Regions from separate parts of the Mus musculus genome. Here region 1 is linked to region 2. A link is a loop called in an ENCODE intact Hi-C map of the cell type or tissue named here. Cell type or tissue: gastrocnemius. All regions are shown on one strand. Links, peaks and the distances in the headings refer to the core of each region. The heading gives the core; the rest is flanking DNA. Region 1 overlaps Cdh23 (cadherin 23 (otocadherin)). Region 2 holds the start of Cdh23 (cadherin 23 (otocadherin)).

Region 1 (8,000 bases), core at 1-8,000, 290 kb after region 2:
GTTTTAGCTCTGAGAAAGATGGAGACGTTGACAGTGTGTGGATGGAGGCAGGAACGAGCCTGAGGACATACGTGCAGGGCTTAACCTGGCATGGCCGCCCTGGCTCTCTATCCAGAGGGTGCATGGAAAGAGACCAGCAGTGAGCCTAACACAGACACACAGCCTGGTCCTCCTCAGTCGAGACCTGGCATAGCAAGGGTCTCAGAGCCAGCTGTCCTCTCTCCTATGGATACAAGACCCCCTTATTGATGGCAGGAGCCAGTTTGGGGGCCTACTTCATCACCAAATAATCAGTATGAGGTGACTTCCTCTTCAAAGAGGACCCTCAAAGAACCTCTTCCAAGCTCAGCAAAAACCATAGATAGTAACAATGGCCTGTCACCTCTCCCAGCGATACCAACAGAGAGCAGGGGAGGCCATGTCACTTGTAAGGGTCACCCTAAGCCCCGTATACCCAAGGAGGAGTGGCCAGCTGTGAAGGCTGGACACACAAATATTTAAGGGAAATTAAGTTTTTAGAAAGGATAAACTTCAGAGCCAGCTTCCTAGGATCCCCCAAATCCCTCCCTCCATCTATGATCGAGTTCCCCAAGACCATGACCCCTCCATTGTATTGCTATGTGACTGTAGACAAGTTATCCAACTGCTCTGGGCTTCTGTCCTCCCACCTAGAGTGTGGCTGGTAATGCCCACCTCAGAACGATGCTGGGAGGAGAGGCGTGGCTGTGGACTGTGTAAGACAGCCACATTGCTGTTGTTGCTATTGTTGTTGTTGTTGTTGTTAAGTGCCTCCTGGGGGTGGGGATGCTCTGTGCTCCTCTCAGTCTGACAGTCAGGGATAGATAGTGTGGTAGGGGGAGTGCTAGCTCTGGTCAGTTTGAACCTAGATGACTTAGCCACCATACAGGCCTCCTGGACTCATAACCAGACAACACTGACACATAAGCCCCCCTGGAGCCCACAACCCACCTTGGAAACCCTTGCAGTATGGCCCCAGCCATCTACAGCAGGAGCCAGGGCCTGGGCTAGCGTGTCCCTTCAATTTTCAGTGTTGGATGTGAACGATGAGACTCCCACCTTCTTCCCTGCCGTGTACAACGTGTCCGTGTCTGAGGACGTTCCCCGTGAGTTCCGCGTGGTCTGGCTGAACTGCACAGACAATGACGTGGGCCTCAATGCGGAGCTCAGCTACTTCATCACAGGTACGGCCCTTGCTGCCTGGCAGGGACCTGGACCAGGGGGAGGGGGTGGCAATCAGCCTCAACTTCCTTGCCCCCCCCCGCCCCCAAGGGCTTGCTGGGAGTTTTGAGGCTGAAGGTGTGCTGGGCATGGGCAGAGGGGACAGAGTGTTGCCTGGGGCGTCCCTTCACCCCACTTCAGAAGGCAGTCACTACAGGAATGTGGCTTCATCCCTCCTCGGGGACTCATAAAATCTGTTGGTTGAGATGGGTTTGGTTTGGGCTGGAACATGTTCAATAGAGTTGTGGCTAAAGCTGATAAGGCCCTGTCCTGGCTCTCTGGAGAAAGTGAACCTGCCACGGAGGTAGACCCCGTGGGAAAAGACAAACATGCTCTATGGTTGTCACCTCACGAGCTATAACCGTTTTCCTCTTTCTTTGATGCCTGACCCACCTGACAGGCACTAGGACACACATCCCTGTAACCCTCCCATACCCACCTTCTTTCTGCTTACGAGCCACCTGAAGCCACGTCACACTATACTACATCTATGTGTACATACCTGTACACATATGCAGCATACACACTACCCTCCCTGTCACCTCTCCTCAGCAGCAAGGGATCCCAGGTTCTCCCCTCCTTTCCTCTTCACTCCCACCTCCTAGCCCAAAGACCATCCCAGGAAGCCATAGTTGGTGAGGCACCCACATGACATCAACCGAGAGCTTCTGCCGCTAACACTAATTGCTCTTTATTTCCTGCCTGCCCCATGCAGAACTGGGTTCTGTCTCTTGCAGAAGACACATTAGACTGGGAGGAACCTTCTGGGTCTTTCCTCTCAGAGGCAAGCCATGTAAAGAGCACCTGTAAAGGGACTCTACCTGCTCACCTGCCTTGAGCCCTTCTAGATTGTCAATCTCTGTAACCAGTTGTTCCGAGCACAGTACAATGGCTCCCTCTGCTGGCTAGAGTGCTGTACTGCAGCCTGCTCACACAGGCGGCGTCTCTCCCTCTCTGGTCTCAGACAGTCCCTTCCCTGGCTCCACCCAACAAGGGGACCGCCACTCAAGGACACCAAGCCCACCTGTCTCCTGTCCACATGCTCCTCTATGCCATTCTGAATTCCCGCCTAGAGAGCTGTAGTCCTTTCAGCCCCTCACTATCCCTAAAGATGAGGGTCCTGGGAAATTCACACTTGTACCCCAGTCAGGCCTGAGCCATGTGTAAAATGTCCCTTACCCAGGTCAGCTGTTCAGCCTCCTCTGGGAGAGATGCTAGGGCAACATGGGCAGGACCCACGCTCCAAAGTGAACATACAGGAGGAGCACAGGACAGGATACAGAACTGCAGATCAAGTGGAGGTTAAAGGAACTAGTCCATAATTGGAGTGCCTGGCACACAGTAGGTGCTCATACAAGCTGCACCCTCTACCTGTAAGAGCATCCTCTGAGGGATCCTGTGCAGGTTCCCACTCAGGAGGAGAGTCATGGTGCGTCACTTTGTAGAACTCTGCTGAACAACCCAAGTCTTCCTTCTCTTCTGCCTGCAGCGGGAAACGTGGATGGGAAGTTTAGTGTGGGCTACCGTGATGCCGTGGTGAGAACCGTAGTCGGCCTGGACCGTGAGACCACGGCTGCGTACACACTGGTGCTGGAGGCCATAGGTGAGTGCTAGCTGTCGTGCACACTGCCCACATGGCTGTTCCAGGCAGAGTTTACCCTGGGGAGCCCGGCTTAGAGTCAACCCTCTGCCCCGAGGCTAGTGAAGAAAGGCCCCCACACTCACAGGGCACTGTGGGGTGAGTGACTACCCCTCAGTGGCTATCATGTGCTCCCAACTATAAAGAAGGGTAAAGCCACATGCAGGCCAATAAGTAGACTCATGGCCACTCTGCTGGAAAGAAAAAATGTCTTCATCAGAAGGTGGCCAGGAGGAGACTGGATTCCATGCCCTGGGCAGAGCTACAGACACCCCGAACCCCACCCCCAGCCTCTGGGAAGAACTCTTCCTTGCTCCTCCAGGTCCCGTGGCCTTGGGGTTCCTTGGCTCATGCCCCACCCCTCACCTGACCTTCTCTTTGCTGGTGGTTGGTTTTTGAGACAAGCAATACTCAAATAACTGGTCTCTAATAATCCTCCTGCCTTGGCTTTCCTTGAGGAGCTACAGGCACGCACTGTGATCAGAGTACAGAACCTTCTAAGTCACTGAATCACTGGTTAAATGGCTAGGGGGACTGACCTCCCTTCAAGATCTTCAACTTAATTATGTCTCCATAGGCCCCTTTTATGAAATGAATAGTGTGCCTAGGCTCTGAGGATCTGACCGTTCATCCCACCTTCTTTAGTGCCCTGCTTAGCTCAGCTGTGCATTGGGATGGAGAATCCTGCCTGCTTCCCTAGCTTGTTGTGAAGACTGAATGAGCCAGACAAGGCTCTCCCTGGGATGTGGCATTATGTCAGCCCCAGGATATCGTTAGTGGTGTTGATGGTCCAGAAGGGCAGTGAGCCACCATCCCTTGAGGCAGATGAAGGACTGTGTAACTCTGGCTGATGGCCTGGCATACAGAGCTTCTAATACCTTTTCTTCACCCCTCACCCTCCACAGACAATGGCCCTGTAGGCAAGAGGCGCACGGGTACAGCCACCGTGTTTGTCACAGTTCTGGATGTGAATGACAACCGGCCCATCTTTCTGCAAAGCAGCTATGAGGCCAGTGTCCCCGAAGACATCCCAGAAGGCCACAGCATTGTGCAGGTAGGTGGCAAGCTAGGACCAGGCAGGGCTCTGCTCAGCCCTGAGAGTATTCATACTCGATAGCATCATACTATAAGGGGTGGGGACAGCAGGGATCCAAGGGTGGGCTGGAAGTGGCTTGTACTTGAAGAAAAATGGTCCCTCCTCCCTTCTGAGAAGAATGGGCCACAGTCTGTGTTAGCTGAGGACAGGGCCCTGGCTCACCTTGGCGTCCCCCAGAGCCTTTCAAAGCAGTGGAGAGAGGAAAGTAGCTGTTTCCTGGAAAGGAATCAAGGAGAGAGAGCGCGAGAGCCAGGGCTCAGCAAGGCCAGAACAGAGCTGCTTTCACGGCTTGTTGGCCAGGCTCCCCTCTTGGAAGGAAGCAGGCAAAAGGAAGAGCTCCTTGGCCCAGTATAGGAGCCACAGCTAAAAGGCCCAGAGGGAGGAGGACCCTAAAAATGAAGCACACCACACACACACACACACACACACACACACACACACACACACACGGAGAGGGAAGGGGGCTCTCAGTTGCTGGGAGGGAAGACAGGGAATGAATGGCCCATTTCACCAGCCTCAGTGTTTTGACTCATCCTAAGGGTAAGCCAACTCAGCAAAGATGGGCCTGCCACTACGGCCTGTTTTCTGGCTCAGTGGGAAAAGAAGAGTAGGAAGTGGGAATGTGTCTACCTCCCCGTGTGGGCACTGTCAGTTGTCAGGAGAGGCTCAGAAAGACTCTCAATAGATTCCAGGAAGACCAGAGGCATCCAGCATCTGGCTCCAGGAGGGAGGAAATGGGTCCCTTCCTCTGGCCTCAGCTAAGAAAGAATTAGAGCCCCACCACCACCACCACCATGAGGCAATAGGGCCCCACCCTTGCTTAGTACCTGCAACTCTCAGCTCACTGATAGGCACCCCAGAAACTGCAGCCCACCCAAACTAAGGACAACATAGCAGGTCATAAGGGAGCCTCGTTCCTACATTTTAGTCTGAGATGTTTCAGGGAGCTGAAGAAATGGGGGTGGGGGGGGCAGGGAATTGTTTAAAGATGGTTTGGAGTGGAAGCTGATTTTTTTTCCCCAGCCCTGAAATTCTGGTTTCTACATTTGTAAGACTTGAGTCTGCATCCTGGAGTCCCTGAGTGACATGGGCTCCCCCTACCCACCCCTCTGCTCTCCTCACTTCTCAGATGTTCAGCATCTCAGGACACTTTCTCCTAGGCCCTAGAAGTATCCTGCAAAGATGCACCCCTCCCTTTCTGAGGTCTCCAGGACGCAGGAGCAAGGCACAGTGACCTTACCTCTGTAGCATGCTTGGAGAACCACCTTCCTTTAGGCTGTGGGAGCACTGGGGCACTGGGAGATCAGTGTGGGTGTGCGTCAAGCTGACAGCTGATAACCTTGGTGAGTGGGGTACAGTGAGCGCTGGCACAAGATCTGGCTCCCTGCTGCTCCCGGGCTCATAGGGAAGAAGGCAGATGAGACTGTGCATGCTGCCTGCCTCCCTGATGCAGATTAGACACAAGAGCAATTCTGGGAGAGGGGGCAGTTCTATTGGAAAACAAAGGAGGCTTCGAACTACTGGTACTAATAAAGCATAAACGGTAAGCAGGGAGGACAGTATCATTCAGCTGCCTGAAGTGTCTGGTCAGGACGAGAGGCTCGAAATATAAATTGCAGCTAGTGGCCAGATGCACACTGTAGAGTGGGTACATCCAGTGGACACAGAGGAGACAGTGACAGCTCTGGACAAAGTAACAGCAAAACCAGAGATTAGTCCTTGGGAAGACTTAAGTGGCTTAACTAGGGTAGGCAGCCTTGTGATGGGCTCCTGGATCATTTGACTCTGGGACAGGAGCTAAGCATCTCAGGTTCCCTCTGCGCCATCTTCAAGTCTAAGATGCAGAAAGCCTTGGCTGGCATGAGAGGGTGAGAGAAAGGATCCCTAGCAGCCCACACCACACGAGTGGGCCTGCTTTGACCTGTTACTTGATGAGGTTGTTGCCACACCACAAAGAGCACAGCTAGTGCCATCCAGCCTTGATCCTCCAGCCTTGATCCTGGGAGGTCTGGTCCACGCTATCTTGAGAGGAGGCCACCTCTTTCCCAGGAAGACATGGTACCACTGCCATGCATCCTGGGGTGCTTTAGGGGTCCAGGTGGCATCGCCTCTGGTGCTGGCAGTGGCTAGCCTCCTACCATGGTGATACAGCCTCCACCTAGCCTTGGACAACAGCCTAGTGTTTGTTTGTCTGATTTGTTTTGATCTTATCTGCATTGTGATTTCACGTTTAGCTCGGGCTGCCTTAGATAATCCTCCCACCTCAGCCTGTTGAATGCTGGGATTGCAAGTGTGAGCTTCCACACTTAGCATACAGGAAACATCTTAATCTGTCTTCAGGTCTTCCCAGGCTGTCCTGACAGATGCCACTAAAGGATGCTCATGGTCTGATTCTTACCAGTGCCCTAGCTGGCAATGAATAAGACCCACCAGAAGGGGCAGGAAACAGATCCCTGGAGTCCCTTTCCTTGGGTTAGCCAGATGCAGGGATGCAAGCACCCCACTTAGCGAAGATACCTGGACCTTTTAGCAGCTGGTTTAAGCTGAATCTTCAGAAGATAAACAAGGCTTCTGGGGGACCATAGGGTGCTATTCCTAGGATTAGTAGATACCTAGCTTCCAAAACAGGTGCTCCAGTGCCTCAAGTTACACCTCAGAGCCCCAGAGTAAAGGTCTAGAGGCCTTTGGGTATTCATCTTTTGATTCAATGGTCTGTTAACAAGCAGAATTAGGGGCCTTCAGAGTCTTCTGGGAAAGGACATAGACTAAACACACAGGAAAATACTGGGGTGCTTTAGGGGTCCAGAGTACTGGTACCACTGTCCTATGGCCTGGGATGTCAGGTTCCATCAGAGACAGAATGGTCTCGGGTGAGCCTGTGTGTGGACAGGCACTGTGTCACATCATGGTGGCTTCAGTCCAGTCATAGTCACCTCGGTGGTCATCAGAGTCCGGCAGAGGACACCGCTGGATAGCAGGCCTGCCTCGTCGGAAGCTGTGCAGAGAGCGTCGCAGCGAGCCCAGGCGCTTCCAGAGCCGGAGCCTGGGCTCACTGGGGCTCACTGGGTGATGTGGCATGCATTCCCGGGCCCCTCGGCGGCCAGGGTCCAGGGCAGTTGGCTTACACAGCATCATGAACAGCAGGCAAGAGGCCAGAAGCAGAAAAATGCAGGCCAGGGCGATGAGGATCGGTACAGGGTCAGCAGCCTGGGTGGAAGTCCCAGAAGCGGCAGGGGTCGTAAGGAAGGTTGGAGGGCTAAGGAGGCTGGAGCCCTCTGTGTTCATGGTGCCTACAAGGGCAGGACAGAGAATCAGAGCAGAGAAGCTGCATCCCAGACAGGGACAAGTGAGACTTACCTGGAGCAAGCCAATGGGGGGCAAAACTTCTACTTTCCATGGACCATCAGCCTAGGCTGTTGGGGGAGCCAGCGCCCCTCTCGGAGCTGCCCATCACACACTACCCACACCAAGGCTCACCTGCTAACTGTCCAATTTAGCTCCATCCTCTGTCTACGCAGACCATCTGTGGCATTCCCTGTGCGGGATGGATCCTCTGCAGGGATAGTGGAAATGTCCAGCAGACAACAGGGCTATGGGGCAGGCTTCTGCCTTCACTCTGTCAACTCTTTATAGGTTTTTATTCCCAGGTGTGTCTGAGTGGCTCACTGGGCTCAGAGAGGACTGGAGGCTAGAAGGGGGGCAGTAGTTAGGCATGCTCCCTTAATAGCTTGTCACAGGTTAGCATAGAGAGGCACAGAGAGGAATCTTATACATCTGATTAGTGACAGGGCTGGGTATATACCCGTGGCTTCTCTCTGCCATCCCCTACCCCTCTGCTATGAAGAACATGGGATATATAAAGCTTTCTGGCATTTTATAATCAGTTCTCAGCAATTACCAGACAGTCGTAAACTTAAAAGCCCTAAGAGTCAGAAAGCCACTTAATGAATCAGGCGCAAGTCAGAGTGTGAGTTGCTCTGGTGGACTGGCAGGGTCCTAGAAGTAGCCCAAGGTCAATATGAGATT
Region 2 (15,741 bases), core at 7,742-15,741:
AGAGATGGCTCAGTGGGTTAGAGCACTGACTGCTCTTCCAGAGGTCCTGAGCTCAAATCCCCAGCACCCGCATGGTGGCTCACAACCATCTGTAATGGGATCTGATGCCCTCTTCAGGTGTCTGAAGACAGCTACAGTGTACTCACATACATAAAATAAATAAATCTTTAAAAACAAAACAAAACAAAGAAATCTCACTGGAATGCAAGCCAGCCTTCCTATATCTTGTTTCCTTGTCTCAAGAGCAAGGACAACAGTCAGTCCCATGCCTGTGACAGTGTGACATGCCTACTTCCCACCCACACAAAGTGCACAGCACAACACAAGTTGTAGCATTGCCTACAGGCACCATAGACAGGTACACAGCTCTCCCCTCCCACTTTAGCCTCAGCCACGTGGTCGATTAAAAAAAAAGTAGCCTTGACCTCAGACTGTGAGCAAGCACAACTTCAGGCTGCCCTGAGCTTAACTCCAAACCATAGTGGTAAAGACGGTATGTTCTCAGCTCTTAGCAACTTGGTTTCTTTCCACTTCTTGCTGTTTAATCAGCTTGTTGAAATGGCCAGCAGCTTCCCTGTGTGTGACCATACTCTGCCCAGTGGCTCAGTGCTCACCTTTGCCCTGATCCAGGCCTTGCTAGCATCTATCTATGCAAATACTTCTGGGTCGGCCTCCCAGGCACATCCAGTCCAGAGTCAGGAGAGCTGGGGATGGAAAGGGAAGGCACGGGAGCTGACTTGCTACATACTCTGACCCTTAGACCAGCCTCCTCGCTTGGGTAGTTAAAGGCTAAGCTAGAGAAAGGGTTGCCCCCACCACGAGCACAGATAAATATAAAACAAATGGGGCTGGTGAGATGGCTCAGTGGGTAAGAGCACCTGACTGCTCTTCCGGAGGTCCAAAGTTCAAATCCCAGCAACCACATGGTGGCTCACAACCATCCATAATGAGATCTGACTCCCTCTTCTGGAGTGTCTGAAGACAGCTACTTACATATAATAAAAAATAAATAAATCTTTAAAAAAATATAAAACAAATGGAACAAACTAAAACGCAGGTGCCATCCTTAGGACAAGAGCTTGAGCCACCATCCAGCCCACTGGTGTGGACGTGGATGTGCAGCCCCTCCTCTTCCTGGCTGTGTGACTGTGACGGCAGGCCAGCTCAGTGTCCTCCACCCGGTTCTCAGTTTGTCAATGTGGTTGTAGCACCGCCCATTGCAAGATGATGGACATGTGTAGAATGCATCAGAATAGCCCCTGCTACACTAGACTGAATGTCCTTCTACTCATGTATGGAAAGAAACCTTAACTCCATAGCCAATGGCATTAGGAGGTCAGGGCTCTCAAAGGTGACCTCACAATAACCGTCTGGTCCTCAGGAGTGGGGTCAGTGGCCTTATGAAAGAAGTCCGAGAGTGCTCCCATCCCTTCCAGTGAGAACTAAGAGGACGGTCATTAGTGAAGTGGAGAGCAGATGCCAGGATTAAGCCTCTGTCGTCTTGGTGTCAGACTTCCTGGTCTCCGGAACTGTAAGGCATATCTTTCTATTGTTCGGAAGCCTCTAAGCCCAGGACATGGCTTCCTTTAATGTTTGTTTGTTTACATGAGTATGCAGAGACAGAAATCGGCACTGGAATCGAGGTGCCGCAGAACAGTGCACTTTTATTTCGAGATCTGTGTTGCTGGGATGTAGCACAGTCGGCAAAGTGCTCGCCTTGCAAGTACAAGGACCCAAGTTCGATACCCCAAGCCTCCCCCTGGCATATTTGTAATCCCAGCATGGAGCTGCCTAGGAAACAGGCAGGTTTCCTAGGGTTCACAGGCCTAACCTACGTGCAAGTCCCAGGCCAGTGAGGGACTCTGTCCCTCAAAAAGGACAGTGGATGGTATCTGAGAAAGATCTAGAGGTGGCCCTCTGTTTCTTGTGTGCACATGCTCACAGTACACAGACACATGAACACACATATACACACATACACAGGAACAGGAATGGAGCAATGAGAGTTTTGTGGGACATGGTAGAAAAGTACTCTATTGCCACAAACACCTTTAAACGTGATTCTGGTGAGGGTTCATGGGGAACTGTGTTCTAAAAGGCCTGAATATTAGAGAATCCTTGTGTGATATCGATGTAGTGATGGATATCCCAAAAGTCCTTCCGTTAAAACTCGTGGCTGAGGTGGGAGCAGCCTGCTGAACAGGGAGGATGATTTCAGGTTATGAAGCCTATGAGGCCCAGGGAATAGAATGTAGTGGTTTGGCTGGGCAGCAGTGGCACACCCCTTTAATCCCAGCACTTGGGAGGCAGAGGCAGCATCTCTCTGTGAGATCTAGGTCAGCTAAGTCTACAGAATCCAGGACATCCAGGGCTACACAGAGAAACTCTGTCTCAAACAAAACAAAACAATATGGTATCTTGAGTGACAGTGTCCCCCATAGGTTCAGATATTTAAATTACTTGGTCCCCATTTGGTGTTACTGTTTGGGAATGTTTAGGAGGAACACTCTTGCTGGAGAAAGCATGCCGCTGGGGCAGAACATTCTAGAGCCCTGGGCTTCACACGGTCTTCCTGCCTTATTCTAAGACCCATATCCAGGTCTTAATCTGGGGTTTCTGGGTGGGATCAGGAATTCACCAAATCCCTGTGGTCATGGACTGCAGTGTGTTTGCCTCCCTTGGGGATAGGAGGAGTCAGGGCTGGGTCCAGATCATCAGAGTCAGAAACAGAGAGTGTTGTCCGTGTTCCAACTTAGGCTCCAACTAGATCAACCTATGCTAGATGGGGCTCTGCTCAAGAATGACTTCTGGGAGGCTGGAGCGATGGCTCAGCAGTTAAGAGCATTCATTGTTCAATTCCCAGCACCCACATGGCAGCTCGCAATGGTCTGGAACTTCAGTTCCAGAGGATCTAACATCCTTACGCAGACACACATGCAGGCAAAACACTAATGCACATGAAACAAAATAAAAACCTCAGTTAAAAGAACAAAAGACTTTTTGAACCTGACTCCTTCCAGTTGGTCAGTGACCTTCCTTGGACAAGCCTCTGTAGGTCTGGTTCCTTGTGGGCCTGTCGCCATGACTTCTTGTGAAGATTGAACCAATCCATGCAGAACTAGCTGGTCACCCCTGGCTAGAGGATTACTTGTTCTCCCCGGTGCTGGTACCATAAAGAGGAACAAAGGAGACAAGATGGTGACCCAGGTCTAGAGCCTTGGCTGGCAGGTGACATCATGAGAGAGCAAGTCTGCTCTCTGCTCTCAGGGATAGGAGGATGCCCCATAGGGAAGCTAGAGGGTGAAGCAAATCTACCCAAAGTTTCATTTCTGGTCATACACTAAGCCAGTCACATCCCGCACAATTCAGGAAGTGGCTCTGGCAAGTGGCTCTGGCACAGGGCAGAAGCTGTGCATCTGAAAAGGCCTGATAGGTGCCCTTGTGGTATCGTCCCATGGCCGGTTTGAAGTCACTGTTTGGTGTCTGAGAAAACAGAGGAACGGTCAACCATGGAGTCACACCCAGAACAGGCATTAGTTAGCATGGACATGTCAGAGGACCCGAAGTAGAGACCGAGGCATGCAGCTGTATGCAGCAGAGGCAGCCGAGGTTGAAGGCCTCTGGGACCAGTTCTGCCACAGCAGGTTTCATCAGACCCTTCAGAAGCACTTGCTAGGACGCAGAGGGCTTGATCCACCCCATTTCATAGCCCAGGAGTGATGACAAGTCTCCAGATGTCACCAGTGCAACCTGTAAGAGGACCACCACGCTCTGAAAGATGGATGACGGTTGTCAGGAGCTTGCCCCTGGCCAGAGAGGGTGTGAAGACTTCATCTGTTCCTGTTCTGGCTGAGGGCTCGCCTGGAAGGTTCCGGAAGGAGCAGGTGCATTGCGAGCTCATTCAGACTTCTGCAGACACAGTCACAGACTTGGGGTGCTCTCTGCATTTCAAGTGCCACATCTTGCCTCTCCGTGTGCCCCCATGCATGGCTTCCCTCCTCCCCCACTAAATCTTTCCACCTGTTCCCTCTCACCTGAGGCCTGAGGGAGGGCGGGGGCGGGGGTGGGGTGAAGAAGGGTGAGGACTGAGGGGCGAGTCTAGATACAGAGCTGTGATTTCACTTCTGGCAGGCATCTTTGGAACCCAGGTGGGGTGCAGGGCCACCACCTGCAGTGAGAGGGTCACACCTCCTACCTGCTCTCTGGGGCTCATTAGCTGCTGAGGTAAGGCTCAGTCTCTCTCTCTCTCTCTCTCTCTCTCTCTCTCTCTCTCTCTCTCTCTCTCTCTCTTTCTCTCTCTCACATTTGCTGAGTTTTTGCTGAGACTCAAAGAGGGAAATGAGCCACTGCCACTCAGCAAGCACTCTTTGAAACAGAAACTGAGCCTTCTGCATTTTCTAATGATGCCCTGTGATCTAAAAATGCAGAAGTCTGGCCTTGCGTCTTCAAAAGTCCCCTTTCTGAAAAGAGGTGTCTGGAGCTCACCTTCTGCTTACCAAGCTCCCAGGGATGGAACGGTCAGGTGCCCCCCCAACATGTCAGGCCAGCTGATGCCAGCTTCCTGCTGAGTGATTGGCCTCTGGGTGGTTGTGAGGAGATGGCAAAAGTCCCAACTCTTCCTTTTCTGTTTTTTTTTTTTTTTTTGTTCTTTGCCATTCCTCACATCTTGTCCTATTGTGTAAAAGTCAGCCACTTTGTCCTATTGTGTAAAGGTCAGACTCTGGAAATGTGGGGGAGAATTAGGGCTGGCTTAGAACTGGGGAGACTCTAGTAGTCACTGACCACTCTGAAGCCCAGGATCTCGAATGTCTTGCGGATGCCAAAATTCTGATCATGCTGGGACATGAACCTGATGCTGAGTTTGTTTTTCCGAGCCCGTGTTGTGCTCGCAGGGCCATTGGATGGCTCCCTTCCATCATCACTCTCGCTGGATTTGGACTCAACTAGGATGCACACCTCTGGGCATGTCTGTCAGGGAGGGGAAGACCCATGTGGGCAGCACCATCCCCTAAGCTGTGGGCAGCACCTAAGCTGGGGACTGAATAACAAGGAGAAAGAGAGCTGGGCACCAGCAATCTCTTCTATTTCTGTTTCCCGACTGTAGATGCAGTGTTACTAATTGCATCGCATTCTGGCTTGCTACCCTTTCCTCACTCGGATGAACTGTTTCTCCTCAAGCCGGAAGTCCACCTCAACACTTCCTCAACTTGCCTTTTTTTTTGGTCAAGCATTTGATCAGAGTCATGAGAACATAAAACTAGCACAAGCTCTCAGAGTCTTTTAAAAAATCTTATCCCCTGGACAGAGTCATAGAACCAAAGGGACCTAACAGCCTGGAGCCATGCTGGAACATGTTCTAGGGACCTGGGACACCTAAATCCCTTGCCAACGTTGAGAGCCTGTGAGGAGAGACTGTGTAGACCCTGCCCTACACTTATGCCCCTATCGGCAGGCTGGGCAGGGCTCTCCCAAGCACAGGGGAGGCCTCAGGATGGGTGGAATAAGTTGGTACCTCCATGCATATACCTAGGAGATGCTTCTAACTGAGCAACATTCTGAGAAGCCAGAGAATGTTCAAACAAACAGCATTCTGGCTGTGTGTCAGGGCAGGAGGAGCTACACAGTGGGGCCCAGGGCTCCACGCTCCTGTGTGTTCTCTTGTCTGTGTTCTGTAAATCTTTTCATTACTAGAATGAAACTCTTTTCCCTTGGAGGTGGGCACAGCTCTTGTTTCTTCTTGCCCATTGTTCACTGTTTTTCTAGACACTCATAGCTGGTCCTTATTAGAGAGTATAGCCAGGATTAGCAGAGATTAGTAGAGACCTCGCAGCTCCTTCCTTTCTTGAATACTTCTTTTCCTCTAGCTCAGAGGTTCTCAACCTTCCTAATGCTGCAACCCTTTAATACAGTTCCTCATGCTGTGGCGATCCACCAGCCATCAAATGATTTTCATTGCTCCCTCATAACTCTACTTTTGCTTCTGTTATGAACTGCAATGTAAATATCTGACTTCAACCTCCAGAGGGGGTTGGGACCCACAGGTTGAGAAACATTACTCGAGGGCCATACATAGTCCTCCATGGGCAGGAACCATAGATCTCTCTGCAAACCAGGCTGGTCTCGAACTCACAGAGATCTTCCTGTCTCTGTCTCTCAAGTTCTGGGGTTAAAGGTGAGCACAGCTCAAGTCCTCTTGCTTGTCCAACAAGCAATTACTTACTGACCTATCTCTCTGGCCTATGTTCTTTTTAAGAGAGTCAGCCCAGGTTCAAGATCTTGTCCACCGGGAATGAATGAGTGTTCTTTCTAAGGTTTCTTGCTCTCTGTTTATGACAGGTGATATTGATCCTCTATTAGTGATACACAGGAATGTTAAGATTTGTTTTGCTGGGGAAGGCATGTGATCCATGTATGTATGGATCAGAAGACAGCTTGGGTGAGTTAGTTCTCTCCTTCCACTATCTAGGCCCTGGGGATCAAACTTAGATCATGAGGCTTGGTGGCAAGCTCCCACCGAGCCTTCTTGTCAACCCATGTACACAGGTTGGGTTTCGGTGGTGGTGGTGGTGGTTGGTTTTGTTTTTATAAAAAGTAAGTAAAACAACGGAGCAGAAACATTCACTTATAAATACAATTGGTCTTTTTCTACTTATTAAAGTTTACCTACATTATAGCATTTGCATGCATGTTAGTGTAAATAGTCCCTAGATGGGGTAGGTACCATTCATAGGAGACCCAGGCAGGAGTCTCCAAACCTGAATTCCAGCCACTTGGGATGAGCATAATGCTGTCTTTCCTGGTCACTTTAGAGTAGCGAGTTGGATATGTTTCCCATTTTGAATTCAGGGCCCTCCCTCTATCACCCACTGAAAAGGGACCTCAGGACCACTCCTGGGTTTTTCAGAACTCTGCCTAAGCTGCTGCTGCTGCCCAACAGGTAGGTCCTACCTCCAGGATGCCAGCATCCTGCCCTTGGGGGAGGGAAGAGATAGAAAGAGTCCCTTTAGCTGTCACTAGGGCGCCCAGTGCCACACTTTGCCACAAGCTGACCCTGCTGGCCCAGGTGAAAAGAGGACCCAGCAGTCACCACCTTCCCTCTGTGACACCATGCCTGCAATGATTTGTTTGACTCTGTGTGAAGGTTTTATTTTGGTTTCTGTTGTTTTTGCAGTATTGAAGACAGAACCCAGGGCCTGGTATATGTTAGGCTAGCACTCTACCACTGAGCTACGTACCCAGCCCTGAATCTATTATTTATTTATTTAATTAAAAAAATTACTTATTTTATGTATGTGAGAACACTATAGCTGTCTTCAGACACACCTGAAGAGGGCATCAGATCCCATTACAGATGGTTGTGAGCCACCATGTGGTTGCTGGGAATTGAACTCAGGACCTCTGGAAGAGCAGTCAGTGCTCTTAATACTGAGCCATCTCTCCAACTCCTCTATTTTTTTTATTTATTGTTTTGGGTTATACTGTATGGAACAGAGTCTCACACTATAACCCAGGCTGGCCACAGATGCAGGGACAATCAATCTTCTTACCTTCGTTCCCTGGGTGCTGGGATCATAGGCAAGTATTACTACACTTGGTTTGTGGGTTTTGTTGTTGTGTTTGTTTGTTTTGTTTTTGTTTGTTTTTAAACTTTTTATTGATTCTTTGTGAGTTTCCCATCATGCACCCCAGTCCTGCTCATCTCCCCGTTCCCTTGTATCCACCTTTTGCCCTTGCAACCTCCCCCGTTAAATATATATATATATATATATATATATATATATATATATATATACATATACACACACACACACACACACAAAAAAAAAACAACAAATACAAAGCATAGAAGACATCTCAACATATAAGCTGTATTATGTCACAGTGTGTCCCACAGTCTACCCCTCTGCCCACACATCTTCTCTCAAATGTTCATTGCAATGAGTTACTGCTCTGGTTCGAGGTCTCTGGCTTCTGTGACTCCATCAATATTGGATCCTCACTGGGACTCCTCCCTGTTATCCTCTTGTTGCCCTGTGTCATGGAGATCCTGCCACTTTGGATCAGCAGAGCTGGCCATTTCATGCATCCCAGCCCTTTGCAGATGATATAGATTTGGAGATGGAACCGTTCAGAACCCTGGATCTGGTCAGCCCTCCAGCTCTCCCTCCTCTGCACCACCAGGGCGAGCTCTCTGGTACTGCTCTGGCTAGACCACCCAATGCCACCATCAGCGGGAGGCAGGGGCAGCTCTTCTCCTTGCATGCCCTCGGAGCCCAGCTCACCAGCACCCACGCCTCCAGAGCCAGCTCCACTGTGCTGTCCAGTCAAACTGCAAGGCTCACTCTCCCAAGTGCTGCAGCCTGTGAGAGGCTGGGCCAGCTCTCCCACTCTTTCCACAGGCTCACCTGTGCCTTTCCTATCAGGCAGGGTAGAGGGCCTGCTCTCCTGAGTGCTATAGCCAGTGAGGGAGCAGGGCTAGGCATCCCTGCTCTCATGACCCCAGGGTCAACTCTCCTGGCTACTGACGATGGGGAGTCACCCACCGTACCCCACGCCAACTTTGGGAGAGAGGCTCACCTGCGCCCCCTTGACCAAGAGGTGGTGAGGGGTGGGGGTGGGGGTCAGGTGGGGATGGGACATCATCTTTGCATCCATGCTACCCCACGGCAGACAAGTGGCAAGGTCGGTTCTCTTACCTTCATGCCCTCGGGCCAGCTCACCCACACCCCTGCCACCAGGGATAGCTCCATCTTGCTGCCTGGGTGAGGTGCAGGGCTCAGGTGCTCTCCCGAGTGGTGCTGCCAGTGAGAGATGGGGCCAGTTCTCTGCAGCACTGCATCTAGTGACGAGTGGGGACCAGTTATGCAGAGCCCCTGGACATCTGCATGGTCCCTGGTGGTGGTCCCGACCAGAGACATCCCCATGTTTTCTAGTGGTAACATGAACTACAGACATTGACACCAACTCCTGCTGGGCCGGATTCAGATATGGCCTTCACAGACAGATTGGGCTGGGACCTGACCGTGGACTTGGGTGGAGGGGCTGGCTGCTCACACCAGGTTACTCTGCTCGACCTGCGAGTCTCTGGTTCTGTCTCTCTTCATAATGCGCAAGCGCAAGCTGCTCCATTTCTCTTTCTCTCCATCTGACCACCGCAAACATGCACATTGTGGTGGTTCCTGCTACAGGCTGGCCACATGGCTGGCAGGCCCCTGGGTGACATCTTCCATCAGCCCTGCATGGTGTGGTACCTGTAGGTCTATGGTCTGCCAGTGCCAGGCGTGGGAGGGCAGGTCTTCGAGTGGCGTGGTGATCCACAGGTCTCTGTCTGTCTTCCTCCTCCCAAGCTGCACTGCCCGGATTGGGTTGGATTGGATTAGATTTTTTTGCATCCTAGGCATAAGACAATTTTGGCCACCAAGCCAGGTATCAAGGTAGAATGAACAAAGGACTGTCATCTGCTCTGTCCCCTGATTGATATAAGAGCCATACCACCAACAAGGTGATTCTTTGCCCATTGCCAAGGGTGTGTGTGTGTCTCTGTGTGTGTGCATGTGTGCATATGTATGTGTGTGTGTATAGTGGGAGGTTGTGTGTTTTTATTTTAAACTTTTACCATGGAAATAATGAAGCATTTACAAAAGAGAAATAGGATGCTATGATAGGTTTCATGTACCTGTGACCCAGCTTCAACCATGTTCTCTTGTGTGTCTAACCCTTGAACCCCCAACCCTTGCTATAGAGGTCTCCTGTTTCCTTCTGTAAATAATTTGCTATGTATGCCCTTTGAAGAGAATAAGACTACACCGGGCGTGGTGGCGCACGCCTTAAATCCCAGCACTTGGGAGGCAGAGGCAGGTGGATTTCTGAGTTCAAGGCCAGCCTGGTCTACAAAATGAGTTCCAGGACAGCTGGGGCTACACAGAGAAACCCTGTCTCAAAAAACAAAACAAAACAAAACAAAACAAAACAAAACAAAAAGAATAAGGCCTCGTAAAGTGTAAGCTAACATACATGCCATAAATACATTTGTCCAAACGCACAGAACACATACCACCCAGACATACCACCCAGAGTGCCAGATCTGTCAGCCACCGACTATGTGTCACCACAGCACGGCCAGATGTGGCAAATGTGTCACTCTGATATCGGACATAGATAGGTGGGCACCCCGGGAGCATGGGTCGGGGTGGGTGGCAGGTGGGAGAGATTGGGAAGTCTGTACTTTCAATTTTGCTGTAACCCTGAAACGACTCGAGGATTTGTCCTTAAAAACCGAAAAGCTCACCATACTGTCAGGAAACTTAAAAATGAGCAACACTTTCATGATCTATGATTAGAACGCCTGTCTTCCTCACTAAGCTGGGAGTGTCTCCAGAGTTTTCTGCATTGCTCTTGGCTGTATCCCTGGACCTAGCAGTGTCTGAGAACCAGTAAGTCCACAACAGTCCAGGCTAGGGAGGTGAATGAATGAATGAATGAATGAGCGGGTGAGGAGCTGAGAGCCCACTCTGCTCTCCTTGACTGCTGGCCTGTCATCACTTGGCTCGACCGCTGCTCCCAGGTCCCCAGACTCTCCCATTCTGAGATGAGCAGGACCAGTCCCCTCTTCTGCCCACCTGCATCTTAAACTCTCAGCGAGTGGCTAATCCTCTCCCGTGGCTGCAGCCAGCTCCCCCTGTGAGGCTAATTCCACCTTCCCATTTAATCATCATACTTAGCACACTCAATGAGGGTTTTTCATCTCCGAGCCCCACGCAGGCATTAGCTGATTACTGTAATCTGTTTGACTCCCAAGGCATCCGCCAGGAAGGCAGGGAAAAGGACCCGGAGCCTCCTTTCCCTTTTGGAAGCTCAGTTTCCTCTCCTATAAACTTGGGGTGTGATGGCTAATGGGCATACGGGGTGGTGGGGTTAAAGTCCCACTGAATCTGAAAAGGGCCGGGCATTGTTTCCTAGCAACCAACAAGCCCACACCTGGGTTAGAATCCAGCTTTCACCACTTCAGATTTTCTGAGCCTTGATTTATCTATAAAACGAAGACAGTGCCTACTTCTGACATTGCTAAAAGGATGGGTGGACACTCCCACCACATTCTCATGATGCACACACTCCATGCAGGGCTCCAGAGAAGCCCAGTGGCCGTTCTTAGGGCATAAATGAAGGTGCAAGAGGCTGAGGTGTGTGGCAAGCAGAAGTTCCTTCTTTCCACCTTTGTTCTCTCCCCAGTGTTGGAAAGGAGGAGAGACATCCATTGCCTCCCTCCCGATAGTCTCGGCAGCTAGCCCTGCCTTCCTGTCCCCGGTGCACCAGTAAGGACAGATATTAGGTACAAGAGGACACTTAGTCTAGATGGGGAGGTATTGATTTCTGTTTGTTTTTTTGAATAGGATCTTATGTAGCCCAGGCTGGCTTCAAACTCACTACTTAGCCAAGGCTATCCTTGATCTGGTGACACTTCTGCCTTCACTCTCCAGGCATTACAGGTGCGTGACAGCATTTCAGGTTTATGCGGTGCTGAGGATAGACCCTGGGGCTTTGTATGTGCTATGCAAGCGCTGCACCCCCAGGCCACCATTGATGGAGGACATTTGGGAGCTTTTTCTTACATCCAAGGAAGAGACCATGGGTCACACCCACATTTCACAAATGATGAAACTGACCCTCACGCAGAGAAACACAACACCTATAAAGCCCGAAGCCGGGGCTGTCCCCATGCTGGTTTGCATGTCTCTGTCAGGGAGGAGAGGGGAACCCCTGCCTCAGCTGACCCTCTAATGCTCCGGGGAGTTTGCAGTTGCTGCTTCCTCTCTCTGGGCCTGGGGTGAGCTGGGGCGCAGGGCACCTGTTTCTAGTTCCCCAGAAGTTTAATTGGGGTGGTTATCATCATCTTCTGTGGTTGTAGACTGCAGATCTGAGGAGATCTGCGCTTACTGTGTCCACAAGGCATCAGTATGAGGTGAGAGGAGAGGGTAGGAGGGGTAGGAGCCCTCCCCTAGACACTTCGTGGGCCTCAGTGAGAGTACTGTCCTACCCACCAGGGCTCTTGGCTGGTACGGAGTCCACAGCCAGAGTATGGGCTGTAGGGATTATCTGGAACATTCACAGGGCACTCCCAGGAGCCAAGCTCTTCTTTGGTTGATGGAAGAGAGTAAATAACTGGGTCATCAACCCATTTTCCAGATGAGCAACCGAGGCACACAGAGGTTAATTAACCTTAATTGTTATGGTTTCAGTTTAAAGCCAGACTTATCTGTCCTCTCTTCTACCCAGTATAACCAGAGGAGGAGTTGAGGCTCAGATAAAGGCAGCAACTTGCCCAGCGTCACACAGCTGAGCCACCTCAGTTCCTAAGCCTTAGGTGATTTTCAGTTCATATTTAGAGACAGGGCTAGGGACACAGGCCCAGTGAGTCTGGAATCAGGCAACCTGGTGGTTTGGGAAGAGAGTGAGGGACAGGTGGCACTGGGGACACCAGCAGGGTGTGGTTTTGGTCCACATTTCTGTGGGGTTCTTGCCCGCTCTCCACCCAGCCTGGAGGGGGGTGCTGTGCTGAGATCCGCCTCTAGGTGGTGCTCTGCACTGCAGATCTGGACTCCCCTGGGGACTGGGAGCCTTTGTGCCCTGGGTAACCCTCATCAGGTGGCAGTATCTTCTAAGTTTCCCGGATGCCTCTGGACAGCAGCTTCCCCGCTTTCTTCCAAAGCTACTTGGCTTTGTCAGAAAAAGGGCTGGCGGGATCTGGGGAGATTCCTTAGGGTGATTTGGGATCACATGTTACTTCTTGGTTGGTCCTTGGCCATGGCCAGCTTATACAATTAAGTTTTTTTTTTCCCCCCAGAGTTGGGGATTGAGCCCAGAGCCTAACAGCAAGCTGCAACCTCGACCCTTTTTGTTGTTTTGAGGTGAGACTTGCTAAGGTGCCTGGGGTTACTTGATGGTCTTCTTGCCCCAGACTCTTGAGTGGCTGAGATTACAAGCCTGTAGCCCCAGGCTCTTGGTCCGCAGCCCTTTCCTCGCCTGCAGAGTGCGGGTGTTTTATTTCTAGAACATTAGGAGAGTTTGATGGGATGTCCTTGTCCAAGGCAGGTACCTCCAGCCAGGAGTGGTCAGGACGATCCCCATGGACAGTGGCGGGCTCTTATGGCATGTCTGCCTGGATGCTGGCTCTTCCTGTCTATGTTTCCTCATAATGGTGGTCCATGTGTCCTCACTCATCCATCACGCCCAGCCTCTCCTGCTCATCCTCATGGACCTCACACTGGCTCACAGAGGAGAGTTGGTGAGGGATGACTATGAGCCTCACTACCTAGCCTCAGACTCCTACCAACCACTTCCCAGTACCTGTAGTACATTTCCTCATGCCCCATAGTGCCTGAGATGCACCTGCCCGTGGTGCTTAGCCTCCTGGGGGCTGGTTGGGAGACATGCCGGAGCAGCTGTGGCCAGGTAAGTGGGGGACAGAAGAGGTGTGTGCACCCAACATTCTAAGTAAACCAGCTGGGAGCCTGTGAATGCCTTCCCTCGACCTCCGCCATCCCTCGCTTGCTTCTGTGTGTCTATAGGTTTATGGCTCCAAAATGAAGACACCCTAGGTCTTTATCCTTGGGAGCTGTCCCGTGACCACTGGACCCCCATGGGAGTAAAAAGCTAACATCTGGGGCTACAGAAGCCTCCACTTCATTTATCTTACCTACAGTCCAGTTAATAGCCACTGGGCCTCAATGATCTCATCAGCGAAATGGGGACAGTACTATAAGCCACAGCATCATAGAGCTGTGGAGAGCTTGAGTGAGCTTGTTGATGCAACCCTCTTAAACTTCTTTGAGAAGATTCTGAGAGTATGAGATGATTTGAGACCTCCCTAAGCAGGAAAGACACCGCCCCCCCCAACCTTCCACTCCATGATTCTTGATGATGAGGAGGCTTGGGTGAGTGTGTGACCTGCTTAGGGTCCTTCAGACAGATTGTGGCAGAGTCAGACTGAATTCTGTTCTCTGAGCCACATCTAGAGCTCCGTAGCACGCTTCCTGTTCTTTACAACCTGGCTAAAATGGAAGTGGCTCTTCTCTCAGGTGGTGTGATGCAGTATGGCCCAGAGGAGGCCCAGATGTCTGCTCCAGGGTGTACTTTTTTGTTTCTGTTTTTGTTTGTGTTTTTGTGTTTTGTGTTTGCTGCACTGGGGGTTCAAACCCAGACCTTTCCATGCTCAATGATAAAGATTTATCTTTCTTTATCTTTATCAGCTCTTTTAAATTTTACTTTGAGACGACATCTTGATAAATTATCAAGGCTAGCCTTGAACTCATTGGCAGCCCAAGCTAACTTTTGGATCGTGATCCTCCTGCCTCAGCTTCTTAAATAGCTGGGATTACAGGTGTGTGCTACTATACTCAGCCCGCTCTTCTTTTATAAAGGGCAATTGGTTTCTGTGTGTAGTTAGCGGGAGACTCTGAGCCTACAAGAGCAGGCCTTGCCCAGTGTCCCTCAGTCCCCATGGGCTCTGCCTTCTCCCTGACCTGTTGTTCATTCTTTGGCCAGCTCCATACCTGAGACCAGGAAAGCCATATGGGACCTGGCAGATCGATGTTTTATCCTAGCTGTCCTCTACTAGAACACATGCAGATGTAACGAGGGGACAGGTTCACTGTGTGACAATAGAGACAAAGCTACAAAACAAAAGCAAGTTCTAGAATGATGTGTATAGTATGACTGTATGTATTAGCAGCCATTCCTTAACATTTCAGCACATGCTCATGTGTATGTGTGTGTGAGTATGAGTGTGTAAGTGTGTGTGTGTGTGTGTGTGTATGAGTATGTGAGTGTGTGTTATATGAGTGTGTGAGTATATGAGTATGTATGTATAAGTGTGGGTGAGTGCATATGAGTGTGTATGTGAGTGTGTATGAGTGTGTATAAGTGTGTGAGTGTATATGAGTGCGAATGTGTGTATGAGTATGCAAGTATATGTGTATGAGTGCATATGAGTGTGTGTATGAGTGCGAGTGTATGAGAGTGTATTTGAGTGTGTGAGTATATATGAGTGTGTGTGAGTGTATATGAGTGTGTGTATGAGTGTATAAGTGTGTATGAGTGCATATGAGTGTGTGTAATTGTGTGTGTGAGTGTATATGAGTGTGTGTGAGTGTATATGAGTGTGTGTGAGTGTATATGAGTAGGTGTGAGTATATAAGTGTGTGTATGTAAGTGTGTGTATGAGTGTGTGTATATGAGTTTGTGTGAGTGTATATGAGTAGGTGTGAGTATTTGAGTGTGTGTATGTAAGTGTGTGTATGAGTGTGTGTGAGTGTATATGATTATGCATGAGTGTGTGAGTGTGTGTGAGTGTTTAAGCACGATCCTGCTCCCCTTTTGCTGGTTACTTAGCGATCCTTTGAATTACTATTCCATCAGGGAGGGCCAGAGAAAAAGAGAGTCCTTGAGTTGCTGGTGCGATCATGCAGTCACCTCCTTACCGACCTCTTAGACAATGCAGGGACTTTAAAACACCCCAAGTCTTGCAAGCTCTTCCTGACTCCCGTCCTATGATCATGTGACCTTAAATTCTTGATGTTAAACATTCGTTTTCCTGTCTTTTACATCCAGGATCATTGTGTTTACCAGAATTTCTGTCTGCGCACTGCTCCCATTTCCTTCCCGAACATTCAGGCTTCCATCTGGGACCACTTTCCTTCTGCCTGGAGCGTCCCCGTTATGTTTATTTTCAAATCTGAGCTATTC

The links. Hi-C counts contacts between places; a loop is a spot of excess contacts. Peaks named below come from ENCODE experiments on the same cell type or tissue, not always from the same donor. Only the 100,000 strongest peaks of a DNase experiment are listed, where the experiment ranks them.
Region 1: a loop joins it to region 2, with 4 times the contacts of the local background. A loop is called at or near these places in 26 of 42 quality-filtered maps.

The regions. Positions count from the first base shown.
Region 1 is chr10:60,402,217-60,410,216 of GRCm38, reverse strand. Cdh23 (cadherin 23 (otocadherin)) reads left to right here. Exons shown (of 71, transcript NM_023370.3): 27 at 1,050-1,202; 28 at 2,729-2,842; 29 at 3,784-3,932. Gm17455 (predicted gene, 17455) reads right to left here. Exons shown (of 2, transcript NM_001164374.1): 2 at 6,658-7,264. The coding sequence starts at 7,259. The coding sequence ends at 6,873. It also overlaps a transcript of Vsir not described here. Among named protein-coding and RNA genes, the nearest start is that of Gm17455, 6.5 kb to the right of the region's middle. In gastrocnemius, for the core only: no CTCF peak of the experiment used is centred there; DNase peaks (open chromatin) are centred at 2,150 and 4,253; H3K27ac peaks cover 1,209 bases.
Region 2 is chr10:60,694,008-60,709,748 of GRCm38, reverse strand. It overlaps Cdh23 (cadherin 23 (otocadherin)), which reads left to right and starts at 13,259. Exons shown (of 71, transcript NM_023370.3): 1 at 13,259-13,449. LOC115487528 (a small nucleolar RNA gene) reads right to left here and starts at 9,529; the gene lies at 9,385-9,529. In gastrocnemius, for the core only: a CTCF peak has its summit at 12,566 (motif pointing right); a DNase peak (open chromatin) is centred at 12,585.